Linked DNA regions of Mus musculus: region 1 is linked to region 2. The links are chromatin loops, found by intact Hi-C in ENCODE. Cell type or tissue: heart. All regions are shown on one strand.

Region 1 (8,000 bases), 240 kb after region 2:
TAAACCTGGGACTCGAGATTACTTTCACTTGGGCTCCAGAGGCAAATGAAATCTCCATCCTTCTTGTCACCCCCTCCCCTTCTCCTGCCAGTTCCTATTAGAACCTTTTCAGTCAGTTCCTGTCAGAACATGTCAGCTTCACAGTCATCAAACCACCGGCCCTACCCTGGATCAGGCCCTGTCACCTCTCTAGCCACCAGGCTTTGTCACCTCTCTAGCCACCTTGTCTGTGTCTTGCCTTCCAAGAGTACTTCCCTGATCTGGGCTTTTCTCTGTCACATACCTCAAATGCCCAGGGCGTTAGAAGAAGCAGACAGTTCAAGCTGCTCACATACCACCCTTCTGCCTACCTTGCCATATCAGAGAGGAAGAAACCAAGTCTAAGCCAAGGAAATAGCCCAGCGAGGTTTAACAGTGAGCAAGAACAGAGGTAGAGCTGGGACCAAACCCCAGGTCAAAGAGTCATGGTCTGCAAGCAGCTTGTTTCATGCTATTCCCATGACATCACCGCCTCTCAGAGCTACACTCCCAGCGCCTATTGTTTCAGGTAACGAGTGGAAATGCTGTTTTCAACAGCTACATAATCACGACTTCCCTTTCTATGTGCTCATTTGGAAAATGCGAACAATGCTCCTTCGCTTTCTCACTGGTCCCCAGGACTCTTCAAGTCAGCCTCAGCACCACACACCTCCTCCTTATCTGCTCTAGGAATGGGTGGGCCCCACCTAATTGCCAACCATTTTTACAAATATTTTTACTGGCCGGGGCCCAAAATCAATTTTCTGGTCTCACATTCTTGAAGTGCCCTGTCGATCAGAACCATCTAGAGCTCTTGGCCTTCCCGCCATCCCATGCCTGGCAGGGAGAGGACATTTGGATTTCCAAAAAGAAATGAAGGCTGGGAGTGGTGGTGCACACCTGTAATCCTGAGCTTGGGAGGTGGAAGCAGGAGACTCGGAGTTCAAGGTCATCCTTGGCAGCATAGTTACCTGGCTACAATGAGACCTGCCTAAAGAAAAGCTAATTAACTAAATAACCCTTTAAAAATAGAAAAGAAAAAAGAAAGAAAAGCCATGAGAGGGTGGAGGAAGGACAAAGTGAGATGTTTGAGTTGTGAAGGATAAAGAGGGGACTAAGACTAAGTCCTGTCCCCTCCCAGGAGCCTAGATCTTGCTTATAAAGACACAATCTGAAAGGAGGTCATGGAGTGAGCAGTGAGCCAGGTTGGACTTTGTTGGTGCAAAAAGCAGTTGTGTGTGAGCTGCCACAGACCATTGAGTTGGGGTGATCTGAGGCAGCATTGAGGACCCAGTGTCCCATAATCAAAAGAAGTGGGGGATTCATTTGACTCAATGTTTCTAGAAACTGAGGATGCTAAATGTGACGGAAGGAATGTCTGATTCCAGATCTTGTCAACTTCAAAATCAATGTTAGCCATAATAGACATCTTAAGTTCAAGGCCAGCCTGAGAAATGGAGTGAGTCCTTTCTCACCCTATCTCCCAGAAACTCAGAGAGCTCGGGCACCCTGACAAGCGAACTCTAAAGCATGGTGAAAGAGAGTGAAGAAGAGGATCCTGGGAAGCGAAAAGTCAGTCTGGGAAGAAGAGCTGAGCTGAATCAAGAGGCCATGGAGGACCTTGATTGTCAGACTCAGCATCATCCATTCCAGTCTACAGGGAGGAGGGTGTCTCAAAAGCTTCTGAATAGAGGAATCACCTAAGAGCACTTTAGCTTAACTGTCTGAAAGGATGTTCCAGTCTCAAATCTATCTCTGACCCCTTGTCTGACTCTAGACTATTCACCTAAGCTCCTTCGATATGAAGACGTGTTACACTGAAAGCAGGGACTGTGTGTGTGTGTGTGTGTGTGTGTCTTTGAAAGGCAAGGACTAAAGACAGAAAAGAGTTCCCATACTTATATTGAAGCGTTAAAGAAGCTGAGAAAATCAGCTTCCCAAAAAGTTACCCAGGGTTATGGACTTGCTTTAGGGATTCTCCCTTGGACAAGTGGGGCAATAGGTCCCTTCTCCACCTTTCCCTCCCAGCAAGGAGTTCAGCACTTCTTTCCTGTGGCCCTCTGAAATAGACTTAGGGAGGCATCCATACCATGGTGTGGAAACAGCACTGGCTCAGAGAAAGCTCTCTGAACTTTCCCAAGGACTTACACTGAGGAGCCTCAGCTGCTTAAAGAATCAAGTTTGGGATTCTCAGCCAAAACGTCTTGCCATCAGAGTTATTGATAGAGGGCAAGAGACCACTGTCCAAGCTCATGTTTTTCTTAGGAACATAAGATTCAGTCTGTACCAGTTCTAACTGGATGAGTGCCAGTGTGTGTGAATTGTAATGGAAGCATTCCAAACGCCAAGCACTACTTTGGACGGTGAAACTATGGCTGGATTTTTATTTTATTCTTAGTACAAAAGTGTTGACTTGTTTTCCTACAGCAAAATTGTGCTAGTATAAAGATCTGTAAACAACAAAGCCTTTATTTTGAAATACAATTAATACAAAAAATAAACCTCATGACAAAACACAAGTACAGACTTTCATGTCATAGATAATTTATTCTAGGGGAGTTTGAGGGAAGACAGAGTGAGGGGGTGGGGGGGGAGAGGAGCACGGAAAATAGGCAAGTTTGTAATCTGAAGCCGAGCTAAGTCAGAGGTCAGAAGCTCTGGCCAGGCCCTAACCTATACACTTGGGCTCATTTCTGGAAGCACATTTAGATTCAGAGCCAGGTCTCTGCTTTTCTCCTTGAATGAGGGAAGGGAGGCACAGGGAGGTGAGGATGGAGACCTCTATTTTGCCAAGGCTCTTTTCTCTCTGTCTTAATCTCCATCTGGCTAACATCTTCATCCTGGACTCTTCTGGGTCCCATGTACTCTCCTGAACGTCTCTAGCATTCCCTGGACAAATGAGTGTCTATTGTGTGTCAGTAACTGTTGTGTGCTCCCAGAATGCATCAGCGACCAAAACAACTCAGTTCCAAGGTGCAGCATGAAGCTCTTGCATGTATTTACTTAGGTGTCCCGGGTCAAGCATAAGCTGTTTTCTGCTAAGGATCATTGTTTTAACATTTGGTTCTCTTCCTTCTCTGCACTGTGACTGGCTTTCAAACATTGTGAAGATGTTCACAGTGAATGAATGAATGAATGATGGTGCTTAAGTTTGGGTTTGGGGATGTTGCTCAGTTGAATAGCACTTATCTATTATGCACAAGGCTCTGGGTTCTACCCTGAGCAAAAGCTCAAGGACACACACACAGAGCAATTTCAAGACAAAAAAAAACACGACGACAGTGGGACGTTGGTCACCGATAAGTAGAGCACGTTCTCTTGCCCTGCATTACTGTCAGCTCAAATCTTAGGCCACTTTCCTCAAGTGGCAATCATCAGAGGAAAGAAGGTTGCAGGCTAAGTCCCTTGGGCAGATCCATTTTGAAAAGAGGTAACCCGCTCTATCAGGGACCCTCTCTAAGGAATGGATAATGCTGCTAACTTTAGACAGCTTAGGCTAAGCAAGAAAGGCATTCTCCTTCGGTGGGTAGGGGGATCCACTGCCCCATCACTCTGTGCAGGGATGAATCATTCTGAAGTACACTTCCTTTCTCTTAAAAACAGCAAGGCTGCCCTGGCATTCATTCCCCCATTCGCCCCGCCTCTGGGCTGCTGTTCATCCCTCCCAGCCAGAGGCAGCTCCAGCCTTTTTTGTTTGGCTTGCCAGCAGCTGCACAGCAGCGCCCTCTGCCGCCCGGCATCAGGCTTTCATGCCGCCCGTCCGCCCCAGGAGCGGGGAGGAGCAGGGAGCTAGGCGGGGGCTGTGCTGCGCCAAGCAGCCTCCAGTTCCGGAGGTGCGCGGGGACCATGACTCACCGCCCGCCGCTCTTGCCGCCTCCGCACGCGCCTGGTGACGCGCGGAGCTGCACAGAGCTGCTCTGCTCACGCAAACCAGCCGGGGCACACTTGGCCTGCTCTGCCCTCCTGGGCCCCAGTCCTGTATGAACCCCAGCATTATTCACCCCCCCCCCCACACACACACCAGAACCTCGCGTCGATTCATTACAACTTCTGATGGGGATAGAGACTGAGGACCAGGGGAAGATGGGGGCGAAGGCAGGGAACAAACCGCTAAAGAATAGGGGAGGGGCTATATGACTCAGTTATGTGTGACTCCAAAGTTCAGGTGAGATGGGCTTTCCACAGCATCAAATTGCACCCCTCCTCCACTCACACACACCAGACACACTCAGGAAGGGTCAGTTAAACGATGATGTCATAAAGGACTTTGAAATTCAAGCATTATAGCAAACATTTACCATTTCAAAATTAAAAGCTGTAAAATAGCTCCTAATGAGAAAGGCAGACAGGTGTGGGGCTTGAGTGTGTGAAATGCTTTGAGTTAAGGAGCGGGACACAGAGCTGGGCATAGTGACACATGCACTTGGGAGGCAGAGGCAGGCAGATCTCCTTGAGTTTGAGACCAACCTGGTCTACAAAGTGAGTTATAGGACAGCCAGAGCAACATAGTTAAGAATAATAGTGAGACTGTTTCTAAAGCAAAGCAAAACAAGACCTAAGCATGGGAATAGGAGCAGGAGCTGTGAGTTAGGAATGTGCACCAGAAATTGGAACAGATGGGAGAGAGAGAGGCAACTAAGATGACCCTGGAACCTTGGCAGGATGTGCAGTTGAATCAAGTGCATGACATGGACATGGCTCTGGGGTTAAGAAGGATTTACTAGTAGATCAAAAAGTTATGCAGTTAAAGTCCACATCGCCTTTGCACCCGCCTCTGGTGTTTGCCACTGCCTGTTTTATTTTCTTTATTAGTAATATATTGCTTGTTTCCTTAGACTGTAAGAAACACAGATCACAGCCTGCAGCTAAGGTCCCACCTCTGCTTTGGAGACAATAAACATGCAGAAGAGAATCCAGATTTGTGAGGGCACGGCCTATCCTCTGGGCTGAATGGAACATAGGTAGGCACAGCACTGCTTGCCCAGACAGCATTTGTGGAAGCCAAAGAAACCCTAATCCAGGTCCTACTGTTCCCTTTGAGGAAAGTGTGGAAAGCTGTAGCTAACGACTGCTTCCCCGTGATGCTGAAGGTCTTTGTAGACCTAAGGTTTGACCCTGAGAGAGCCTGATGAATCATTCAGACAGCTCCAGCCTGAGCCAAGCATCGAGGTCCATTTGGTTTCCATGTGGGTACCTGTGGCTAGTAGCACCACCGAACGGACATGGTGCTCTAGAGCCACAGAAAAAAAGTTAGACATGAGTAACCTTTCATGCTTCTGCATCCACTGGTATTCCCACCCACCCCACCCACCATGACTTTCTGTCAGCCTGAGCTCTACCTAGAAAGGCACCACCCCACCATTTCCTGACAGTGTTTAACTAGGTATGCACGTGACTACATCTTCTTTTTCTTTGTGATCAGGAAAAGAAGGTATTGTCTCTATTCGTGGGTACTACTGAAAAACAGACTAAGCGTTCACGGCCTGTTAAAGATTTAAAATAAATATTTAACTTCAGGAGTCTGAAGTTCAGGCCTTCACAAACAGACACAAATAAGGGGAGGGCGTAAGTCAGGGAGGTGAGTTCTATGTGTTCTTTAGCCCTGGCTCCCTTTCTTGCAGGCTTTGGTGGTCTTTGTAAAGGAGAAAAACATTGCACGAAGGAGGAAAAAAAATGTCTGGTCTCCTTAAAGCAGTCTATAAGCTCACTACTATTCCAGCTAAATTGCCACAGAAATTATTCATTGGATTCAACAAACTCATTCTAAAGCCAGGAAGCATGCAAAGAGAATGCTAAAAAAAACACTTTAGAGAAAATAAAGTGAAAGACAATTCCCTATACAAAGTATTAAATCCAGAGTACTTAATGGATTGTGGTATGGACATAGCAGTAGGCATTTAGAGTGCAGTGGGAACTGCACACTGATAACTGGGATAAAGTGAACGAGGCTTTAAAAAAAGAGTATAGACTTCCAACTCTACTGTATTAGGGATAGACGAATAGACTTGAAAATCTCTGCACTGAGTTCTTCCAGTGTCATCGGCCCCTTCTGGTGGACAGTTTTGGAACAAGAACTAAGTTTTCATGGTGTAAATGGGTTCTGTGCACTATTTTCTGCCTACCTCCTAATGATTTTAGGATTGCCTCTTTCTTCATGGGGGCAGGGGTATCATTAGAGTAGCGAGAAAGACCTCATTAAAGGAAACTCCTTCTGATCAAGAGAATAGATCTTTAGCCTGAATGGGGACCTCACATTCCAGTTGGCTGGGTCAATCACCTGGCCAAGCGACCATCCCTCAGGAAGGCAAGACCACTCCCCAGAAGGCAGGATGACCTTATACTATGCTAAAGAAACAGGAGGAATAATTATCCCTTTAATGCAATATGGTATTTTTCCTTCCCAGATTTCCCTACTGCAGTCTCTTATAGAGCATAGCCACACTACTTCCTAAGCTAGTCTGCTTTTCTGAATTGCTCAGGAAAGTATGACTTTGCTTCTTTTTACTTCTGTTCTATCTATGCTTTTCCTAACACAATGGGCTTCTTTTCTCTTTCTATAGAGCCCCTGTCCCACCATGTAGCTGTCTGCTATCATAAGGTAATCTCCGTGTGCATTTAACTGAAGTTGCACCCCTTTCTCCCCTTCATTCTCTTCTGGGAAGCTTCTGAGGTCTGCCACTTGCCTGACTTTGGGTTTTCATTTTAAGCTATAATAAAATTGTATCTGAGCTTTAAAAAAATAAAAATAAAAAATGAGAGAAGCAAATTTAAAGTTTAAAACTCAAAACAGAAATATCCAGGTTCAGTGGTTGTATTGATAAATTCCCCCAACTGTGCAGAGAATTTTACAGTAATTCTACACAAAAGATTTAGTTCATTGTTAGCATATTAAAGAAGAAAGAGTCATATGATCATGTCTAACACCCATAATAAATTTTTTTTTTTTGGTTTTTCGAGACAGGGTTTCCCTGTGTAGCCCTGGCTGTCCTGGAACTCACTCTGTAGACCAGGCTGGCCTCGAAATCAGAAATCTGCCTGCCTCTGTCTCCCAAGTGCTGGGATTAAAGGCATGTGCCACCACACCCGGCTATAATAAACTTTTTTAAAAATCTGAAAATTAGGAAAAGAAGAGAAATTCAAACTCAAATCTACAGCTGGGCATATAACCCAGACCACGTATCTGATCATCAAAACTTGTTCATATCAGGAAATTGGGGCCCAGGCCTGTCATTCTTGCCAACAAGAGGCTGAGATAGAAGGAACGTTGAATTCAGGGCCTGCATGGGTTACATTCTGAGACTGTGGCTCAAAAGAATTCACAAAAAAGATGAATAATTGTTCTTTATCAGGGTTAACACTTTCACCCTGTGGAAGACCCCATTTAGAGGAATTTTTAAAAAGTTAAATGCTAGGAGAAATATCTGCAAAACATATTGTCTAACAAAGCACTTGAATCTGGAATGTATTAAAAATTCTGAAAACTTAGCAGTTAAAAATGCAAACAACCCAAGCAGAAAATGAGCTAAAGACATAAATAGACATTTACCGAAGAGGAGACATAGTTGTCACTTCAGCCCATGGGAAGATGTTCAATATCAGTAACCACAGGGAAATGCAAATTAAAGCCACAGGGAGACACGAGCACACCTATCTGGATGTCTAACATTTTACTAAACCATGAGAACACCCAACGCTGATGAGAGTGTCTAGAAATTGGATCCCTCCTACGTTGCTGGTGGGAATGTAAAATGGTAGAATGCTCCAGAAAGCAGTTTGGCAGATTCTTTAAAAACTAAATTCAAGTACCATATGATCTAGGAACTGCACTCTTAGGCATGTGTCCCAGAGAAATTAAAGTTTACGTCCACTAAAAAGCTGCTAGGTAAATGCCCATAGCAGTGTTATTCATAAAAGCCAAACCTAGGAAACACTACAGATACCCTCCAATGCCGGAATGGATAAACATTCTTTGATGCATCAAG
Region 2 (8,000 bases):
TGAGTTTGAGGCCAGCCTACAACTGGAACAACAACTCTACAGAGTGAGTTCCAGGACAGCCAGGGCTACACAGAGAAACCCTGTCTCGAAAGACCAACCCCCCCCCAAAAAATTATTCACTCAGCAACTATTTACCAAGTACTGGATGAAGTGTCAAGTTCTCTGTTAGTGGTGATGGGCCAGCTGTCCCGAATGAGTTAGGACAGGTCTGTCCTGGGGATGTTCAGTTTAGTAAGACAGCAGATGAGTCAATCACTCCTTCCTGCCTGTTGAACTAAGTGCTGGAGCTGAGCTTTGGAGCAAGGAGAACAAGGTATTAACCACTGAATGAATAGAAAAGAAAAGAAAAGAAAAGAAAAGAAAAGAAAAGAAAAGAAAAGAAAAGAAAAGAAAAAAGGAAAGGAAAGGAAAGGAAAGGAAAGGAAAGGAAAGGAAAGAGGAAAGGAAAGAGGAAAGGAACATCACCACTCCTAGGTATGATGGAGGAGAAAAGTTTATTATAGATATGTGAGTGGGCATAGCCAGAGGCAGAAACATCTGGAGTAGGCATGCCCAGACTCCATGTGGGGAGATGGGGGAGGGGAAGGAAGAAGGGCGAGCAGGGAAACCAGGTGCAGCAGTCAGGAGGTCCAAAGGAGAGCATGTAACCAAAATGTCTGGATTATATAAGGAAGAGCAGCCCAGGCCCCTGAGCTGCAGAGCTTAGGGTAGTGGGTAGGGTGTGCCAGCCAGGAGGGCCCTATAACAAGTAGGGGTGGAGGGATGCTAGCTTCCCCTTTGAAATGTTAAACAGGCACCTTAGTTCCGTCTTGAAACTAAAGTAGGAGGAGGACCCAAAGGGCCTGGGCAGCTCCCAGAACCCCAGAAAGCAGGGCTGTAGGCATCTCTAAAGCTGAGGAGTGGGATTAGGTGGTACCATGAAGAGGACTGGACTGTTCAGAGCAGTTCCAAGCTGAGAAATCATGGGGTCCACAGACAGTCTTGAAAGAGCCAGCCTCTGCGGATGGCGGTGGTGACGCATGACTTTAATCCCGGCACTTGGGAGGCAGAGGAAGGTGGAGCTCAGGGAGTTCGAGGCCAGCCTGACCTACAGAGTGAGTTCCAGGACAGCCAGGGCTACACGGAGAAACCCTGCCTTCAAAAACCAAAGGAAAGAAAGAAAAAAGAAAGAGTCAACCTCAAAAGTGTGGATCTTTCAGGCTGAAATGGGACAACAGCATGCACCTTGCGCGCGCGCGCGCGCGCGCACATACACACACACACACACACACACACACACACATACACACACACACACATACACACACACACACACAGAGCTCCCAGGGTAATGGAACCTGGTGGAAAGGGGAGGGAGATTTAGGAGCCAGACGATGGAAAGGAGTGCTGTCCTCTAGGTACGACTTGGCCAGTGTCCTCTTGAATTCAGCAGCTGTAATTTTCTGCATAAGACCTGTGAAAGATCCAGTCATTAACATTCCAACATGGAATGGGGGAGGGGCTCATGAGGCCTCATCCTTCATTAGAGAATTAATGGCTTCGGAAGAGTCATTTTTCTTCAGGGATATAGTCACTGTTAAGTTACCCATGGTCCAGGAAACAAACCCACACCCACGCACATGCAAGTCAAATTTAAGTTCAAACAAACGAACTTAGTTGTTTGGGTTTTGTGGAGGGTTTTGTTTTGCTTTTGAGATGGAGGTTTCACTTTGTTGCCCTGTGTCACTACACTCAGTTACTTCAGTGAGTTATTTTAAGAAAGAAAGAGGAGCGTGGTGGAGCATGGTCTTGACTCTAGCACTCCAGAGGCAGATGCAAACAGATGCTGTGCATTCTGGTGAGTTCCAGGACAGTTGGGGCTATAGAGTGAGACTGCGTCTAAAAAACGATACAGAAACAAAAACAAAAAATACAAGTATGAAGAGGGCATATTGGGAAGAAGGGCCCCAGAGGGAGCATGAAGCAGGTGGCAAAGGGGGAATGGGCGTGTGTGAATACAACCAAAATACATTATACACTTGTGTGTGTGCATACACACACACACACAACTGTGGGAGAATCAAGATGATATTATTTCTTTTTAAGTATATAAAGGAGCTAGAGAGATGTCTCAGCTGTTAAGAGCACTTGTTCTTGGAGAGGACCTGAGTTGAACTCCCAGCATCTACCTGGCAGCTCACACTATGCATGACTCTAGTTCCAGGGGATCCAAGGTTCTCTTCTGACCTCTGGGAACAGCAGACATGCAAGTGGTGCACAGACTACATGACACCAAACAGTCATAAACAAGAATAAGATAAATAAGACTAGAAAATAAATTAATTGTATTAAAAGCTAATCACAAAGAAGTAAAGACTAGTGGCTAACAGCACCTGGGGAGGATGGAAAGGATGGTGAACAGATACACAGTAGGGTAGTGATGGTTGAAACGATTTGGTTGGATGCTTCAAAAGAAGTAGTAGAGAGGATACTGAATGCTTCCAACACAAAGAATTTATAAAGTTCTGAGGTGAAGATGTGGCAACTGCTCTGAGCTGATTATTATACATTATATACATGCATAAACATGCAATACTGTGCCCCATAAATCTGTACACTTGGTATATATCAATTAAAATAAAACTAGGGCCGGGCAGTGGTGGCACACGCCTTTAATCCCAGCACTTGGGAGGTAGAGGCAGGTGGATCTCTGAGTTCGAGGCCAGCCTGGTCTACAGAGTGAGTTCCAGGACAGCCAGGGCTACACAGAGAAACCCTGTCTCGAAAAACAAACAAACAAACAAACAAACAAATAAGGGGCAGGAGAGATGACTCAGTGGTTAAGAGCACTGACTGCTCTTCCAAAGGTCCTGAGTTCAAATCCCAGCAACCACATGGTGGCTCACAACCATCCATAATGAGATCTGATGCCCTCTCTTCTTGTGTGTCTGAAGACAGTGATAGTGTACTCACATATAATAATAAATAAATCTTTAAAAAAGAAGAGGAAGAAAAGAAATAAAACTATAGGCTGGCCATAGTGGCACATGCCTATCATCCCAGACCCTGGGACAGGAGACTGAGGTGCATATTTTACATATGAAAGCAGACCTGGCCTCCAGATTCTCCCCGCATCCCTCAATCCCTAGCTGGCAGACCCTGCCCCCAAGCCTGAACTTCCCAGCCCAGGAGGTGAGCTGCCTTTTCCCCAGAAGCTCCCTATATAATCCAGATATTTTCCTCTCTCTCTCTCCCCTCTCTCCTCTCTCTCTCCCCCTCCCTCCCTCTCTCTCCTCTCTTCCTCCTCTCCCCCTCTCTTTTCCCTTCCCTCTTCCCACTCTCCTGTCTCTTCCCCCTCCCCCTCTGTTTCCCCTGCCCTCTGTTTTCCCCTCCCCCTCTCTCTCCTCCCCTCTTTCTTCCCTCTCCCCTCTCTTCCCCCTCCCCCCATCTCTTCCTTCCCATTGTGACTCCCCTAGCCTCAGTCCTTGGGGCCAGTGAACTTGCCCGAGAGCACCTTTCCAATAAACCTGCATTTAATATAATCTAATTCTGCTTGATTTGTCTCATTTCACCTACAGTGGCGAAGTAACGTATCACCCAGCACTTGGGAAGATGAGGCAGATGACCTCTCTCAAGCTGCAGGTCAGCCTAGCCTGTCTAGAAGAGCCTGTCTCAAAAGTTAAAAATAAAGATATAGTCTGCTTGCTTGTACTATATAGACTGTGGGGGTGCATGCCTGTAACTCAACTCTCAGCAGAAAAATGATGAGTCTGAGACTACCCTGGCTTACATAATGAGGCTCTGTCTCAAGATGTATATTTCAGTTTGAGGCCAGCCTGGTATACAGAGTGAGTTCCAGGACAGCCAACGCTGCACAGAGAAATCCTGTCTCGAACCCCCCCCCCAAAATGTATATTTCATTTGCATATATATATATATATATATGAAAAAGTGACTCATTCCCTAGCAGCCACTAATGATAACAAATAAATGATAACAACTGCACACACACATATGAGAGAGAGGGGAGGGACAGGAGAAAGAGGAAAGGTGAGGCTGAAAAATACCCCTTTCATAATAGTTTGAAGGGACTGGATCTTTGGGTTTATGATGGGCAGACTTCATCGACCTGTGGGAGGCCACAGATAACTAAGAGAGCAGAAAATGGTGAATGAAGGGCAGCCAGTGCCACCACTCTAACACAGCAGCTTCAAAAGTAGAACAGCTAGGTCTACATACTGGCTAGGCAAAACCAGATACTCTCTAATGTTCCCTCTCTTCCACTTACAGTACAATAAATGTCAAATGTGTTCTACAGGAGTGGATGCGCAGGATGCCAGGTTCAAGCAGAGAGCCTACCATCTCACCCTGGATGGCTCAGTGCCTCAGCAATCTTTACAAAAGCAAAGAGAAACATGCCGTTGGCCAAACCTTTCGCTTAGCATGGGGCTGGCTGATTGGACTGGTAACTCTGGAAGATTAGAGAAACTTTGTATAAGAAAAGTATCGAGTATTAAAATGTATCTTTTTATCACTCAGCCATCTAACAGAACTCTCCTTGCGGGCAGTTATCTGGTGCGATTGGTCTGGGTATCCCCAGCACTCATCACTCGGCACAAAGAAGAGAAAGGACTGAGGAAAAACAGTTTTTGGGAGATTCTCTCAGCCTCAGTTTCCCAGCCTGGGACCTCTGACCTCCCACCAGCAGATGGCAAGAGAGAGTCCCCGCCCGCTGGGAAAGTCTGAGGCTGGGCGGAGCAACCCAGGCTCCAGCGCGCGCGCAGCCTCCGACCCTAATTTCTTCGTTCGCCGGAAGAAGGCGAGTCTCTTTCCGTTCCTAGCGCAGCCATGGTAAGGCAGGGGTACAGCGAGCTCTTGGGTTGCATCGGCTTCCATCCTCCCTGACCGATGCTGCCCGGGTTATCAGGGCTCCCGCGGTCGACTACAGGGTGGAGGCGAAAGCAGCTCTGCTGCAGGCTGGCAGAGATGGGCTTGGCGGCAAGGGAGAATACTGGTCTGAGCTAGGATGGGAAGTCTGCCGCAGAGGGCAAGCAAGGCCTTGGGCTTAATCACACATCCCCTTGCCCAGGGAGAAATGCTTTTCCACTTGGGGAAGAACTTCGAGGGCCCGGGAGTGCAGATTGAAGCTTTGGGCATGTGGGCGCAGGGTCTGCTTGAAGGATTAGCTCTTACTTGTGCATTTGTCTATCTTTTGGCACGGACTTACTTTATATGTTGTGTAGCTGGTAAGTGTACGAAGCATTACAAAAAGCTTCCTTCCGCTTTCGAATGTGAAACTTCGACTCTTTAGTATACAAAGGAGCAGTACACGTGGTAGTGCCAGTGCCGGAGTTAGAGTTTATCTTTGTACCAGAAACCTTCGATCCAGATGGCTGTGTTCTAATACTATACTTTTCGATTGACAATTGAGATACGGTCCTGGGCCATTTTCTGTCCCTATCTGCCTGTGCGTCTAGGGTTGAATCACTGGGTAATTCGCAAGTGTGCTATGAAAGGCTAATTTTTGTGAGCAGGCATAATGGAGACATCTGGCATAACTGTAAAAAATGGGAATCGCTAAGGTGCGAATACTGGGTTTGGCCTATTGATGCTTATCTGTCTTTTCTACGTTTTACTGGGACCCGGCGCTTTCAATATTGCCCACATTTTGTTAATTGGGAAAGTTCGAAAGTCAGTTCATTGAAGGATTTACGCCGTAGGCTTTGCTGGAAAGACCTGAAACAATGTAACAACGTTACTTTGAAAACTTCTTCCAGGCTCGTGGTCCCAAGAAACACCTGAAGCGTGTAGCTGCTCCAAAACATTGGATGCTGGATAAGTTGACTGGCGTGTTTGTAAGTATTGTGGTGTGAAAGGTAGACATACCTTTAACAAGCATATTTGTGGAGTTGAATGTAGAGAATCTTTGGCTGTCTTAAAGACCTGTGTCCTACCTCAATTTTGATACATCTGTTTCATCTACTCCATGTATTCCATAGTACACTGATGGTGGATACATAGACTCAGGTCTCAAAGTAGCAGGCCTCATTCTTTGGAGGAGAAAATGTTGAGGAATCTTCTAGCGACCCCCCCCCCATGTAAAATAACCCAAGTTTTGGTGTAGTAATTTTCCTAAAACTTTCCAGGCTCCTCGTCCATCCACTGGTCCTCACAAGCTGAGGGAATGCCTGCCTCTCATCATTTTCCTAAGGAACAGACTTAAGTATGCCCTGACTGGAGATGAAGTAAAAAAGATTTGCATGCAGCGATTCATTAAGATTGATGGGAAAGTCAGGACCGATATAACCTACCCTGCTGGGTTTATGGGTGAGTAATCAGGATCGGTAGTGGCCACAGGCCCTTAACTCCCAATAGTGGCAGGTGACTGGGAAAGTGCCAGGCTTTCCTGGTCTTCGTCTTCACCCCTACCCTGGCACGGTAATATGGAGAGGTTTGGCTACTGGGCTTTTATTCCTTTTTAAATTTTGAATTTCTTGCTACTCTCCCATACAGACCTACTGGATCAGAATCTCTGTTGGGCTGTTACTTAAATATTGTGGGGATAGCTTCTGAAACCCAAATTCCCATTTAAAGTTTATGTGGAGTCTTGATAAAATGGGCTCACACACACACATCCCCCAGCTCAGTTAGGAGTGTAGTGAGGGTTGCTGTGGTAACCTTATTCTTTGATATCAGATGTCATCAGCATTGACAAGACCGGAGAGAACTTCCGTCTGATCTATGACACCAAGGGTCGCTTTGCTGTTCATCGTATTACACCGGAGGAGGCCAAGGTTGGTGTGGCAAGCGGGCTGGGTAGTTTCCTCTAAAATTAGTTTCTAAGTTAGATCATGGAAGTGAGAGATGAGTCAACAGATTTCATTAGAATTGTGTGCCTAGAGATGAGATCGATGGGGACCTGTTGCATGGTTTAACTTACTGGGTACTCAACCCCGTTTCTCACGTGGCAAAGCACATGCTTGATCTCGGACCTACACCCCAGCCCCTCAGCCTCTGTAAGGTCTGTTGCTAGATATCTTGGGGTGGAGCTTTCTTGTGGCAATTAGAGCACTGACTTTTGGTGTCTTGTAGAAACACGACATCCTTTCTTGGGATTAATTTTGAAGTATTCCTTGGAACATAAAGGAGTTGGCAATCTATTTGGCATGTTGCCATGTCTCCATTTGTGGGTCTACCTTTGCTTTTTGGGTGGGTTAGAGGTACAAGAAACCGGTAATCTTTGGGGCGTTGGTTTAATTTACTATCTTTGCTTAGTTCAGTTTTAGGTGGCTTTTCACGTAGGTTTAGGGCTTGAATTAATGGCTATAAATGAAGGTTAATTCAATTGATGGTGTGGCTTCTGGTTTTCTTACATGCTGCCTTGTTGTCAGTAGGCTGAAGGGCATGTCCAGTGACCACTAGAAATTTGATTTGATAGACAAGTTGCTAATACCGTTGCTGTTTGGAGCAGAGTGCACAAAATGTGATTTTTTTTTTTAAGCTGGGGATTGGCCCCAGAAACAACTATAACAAGGTATATATGAGTTAGATTAAATGTATTTAACCCTTTTATACTTCTAGTACAAGTTGTGCAAAGTGAGAAAGATCTTTGTAGGCACAAAAGGAATCCCGCACCTGGTGACCCATGATGCTCGTACTATTCGGTACCCTGATCCCCTCATCAAGGTGAACGACACCATTCAGATTGATTTGGAGACAGGCAAAATAACTGACTTCATCAAGTTTGACACTGGTAAGCAGCAGCTGTCCCCTCGGTGGCTTGTAAGTTTGAGCTTCTGGGGTTTTTTCCCAAATGTAAGTTTAGTTGAGCTTTGTGAATCACTTGATGCTTGGTGCGGGGTCTTTTGAGGAATTTTATCACTTTCACTGGTCTAAATGCTTGGTGGCTGAAAAGAGGTACGAAAGCCACCTATTAGTGTAAAACTGTTATCAGCTGATCAAGTTAAAGGTGTGATGGGAGGTTGAAGGCCTGACTGAACAAGTCAGGTGGGACTCTGTCT

What was found. A loop is a pair of places that touch in the nucleus more often than their neighbours do. Peaks named below come from ENCODE experiments on the same cell type or tissue, not always from the same donor. Only the 100,000 strongest peaks of a DNase experiment are listed, where the experiment ranks them.
Region 1: a loop joins it to region 2, with 5 times the contacts of the local background. A loop is called at or near these places in 4 of 42 quality-filtered maps.

Annotation. Positions count from the first base shown.
Region 1 is chrX:101,950,161-101,958,160 of GRCm38, reverse strand. All of the region lies in intron 1 of Nhsl2 (NHS-like 2), which reads right to left. Among named protein-coding and RNA genes, the nearest start is that of Gm25828, 41 kb to the right of the region's middle. In heart, a CTCF peak has its summit at 3,749 (motif pointing left); a DNase peak (open chromatin) is centred at 3,780; H3K4me3 peaks cover 472 bases; H3K27ac peaks cover 1,528 bases; H3K27me3 peaks cover 1,483 bases.
Region 2 is chrX:102,186,128-102,194,127 of GRCm38, reverse strand. It overlaps Rps4x (ribosomal protein S4, X-linked), which reads left to right and starts at 4,737. Exons shown (of 7, transcript NM_009094.2): 1 at 4,737-4,830; 2 at 5,757-5,834; 3 at 6,126-6,306; 4 at 6,676-6,773; 5 at 7,561-7,732. The coding sequence starts at 4,828. In heart, a CTCF peak has its summit at 4,685 (motif pointing right); a DNase peak (open chromatin) is centred at 4,797; H3K4me3 peaks cover 2,860 bases; H3K27ac peaks cover 1,397 bases; H3K27me3 peaks cover 240 bases.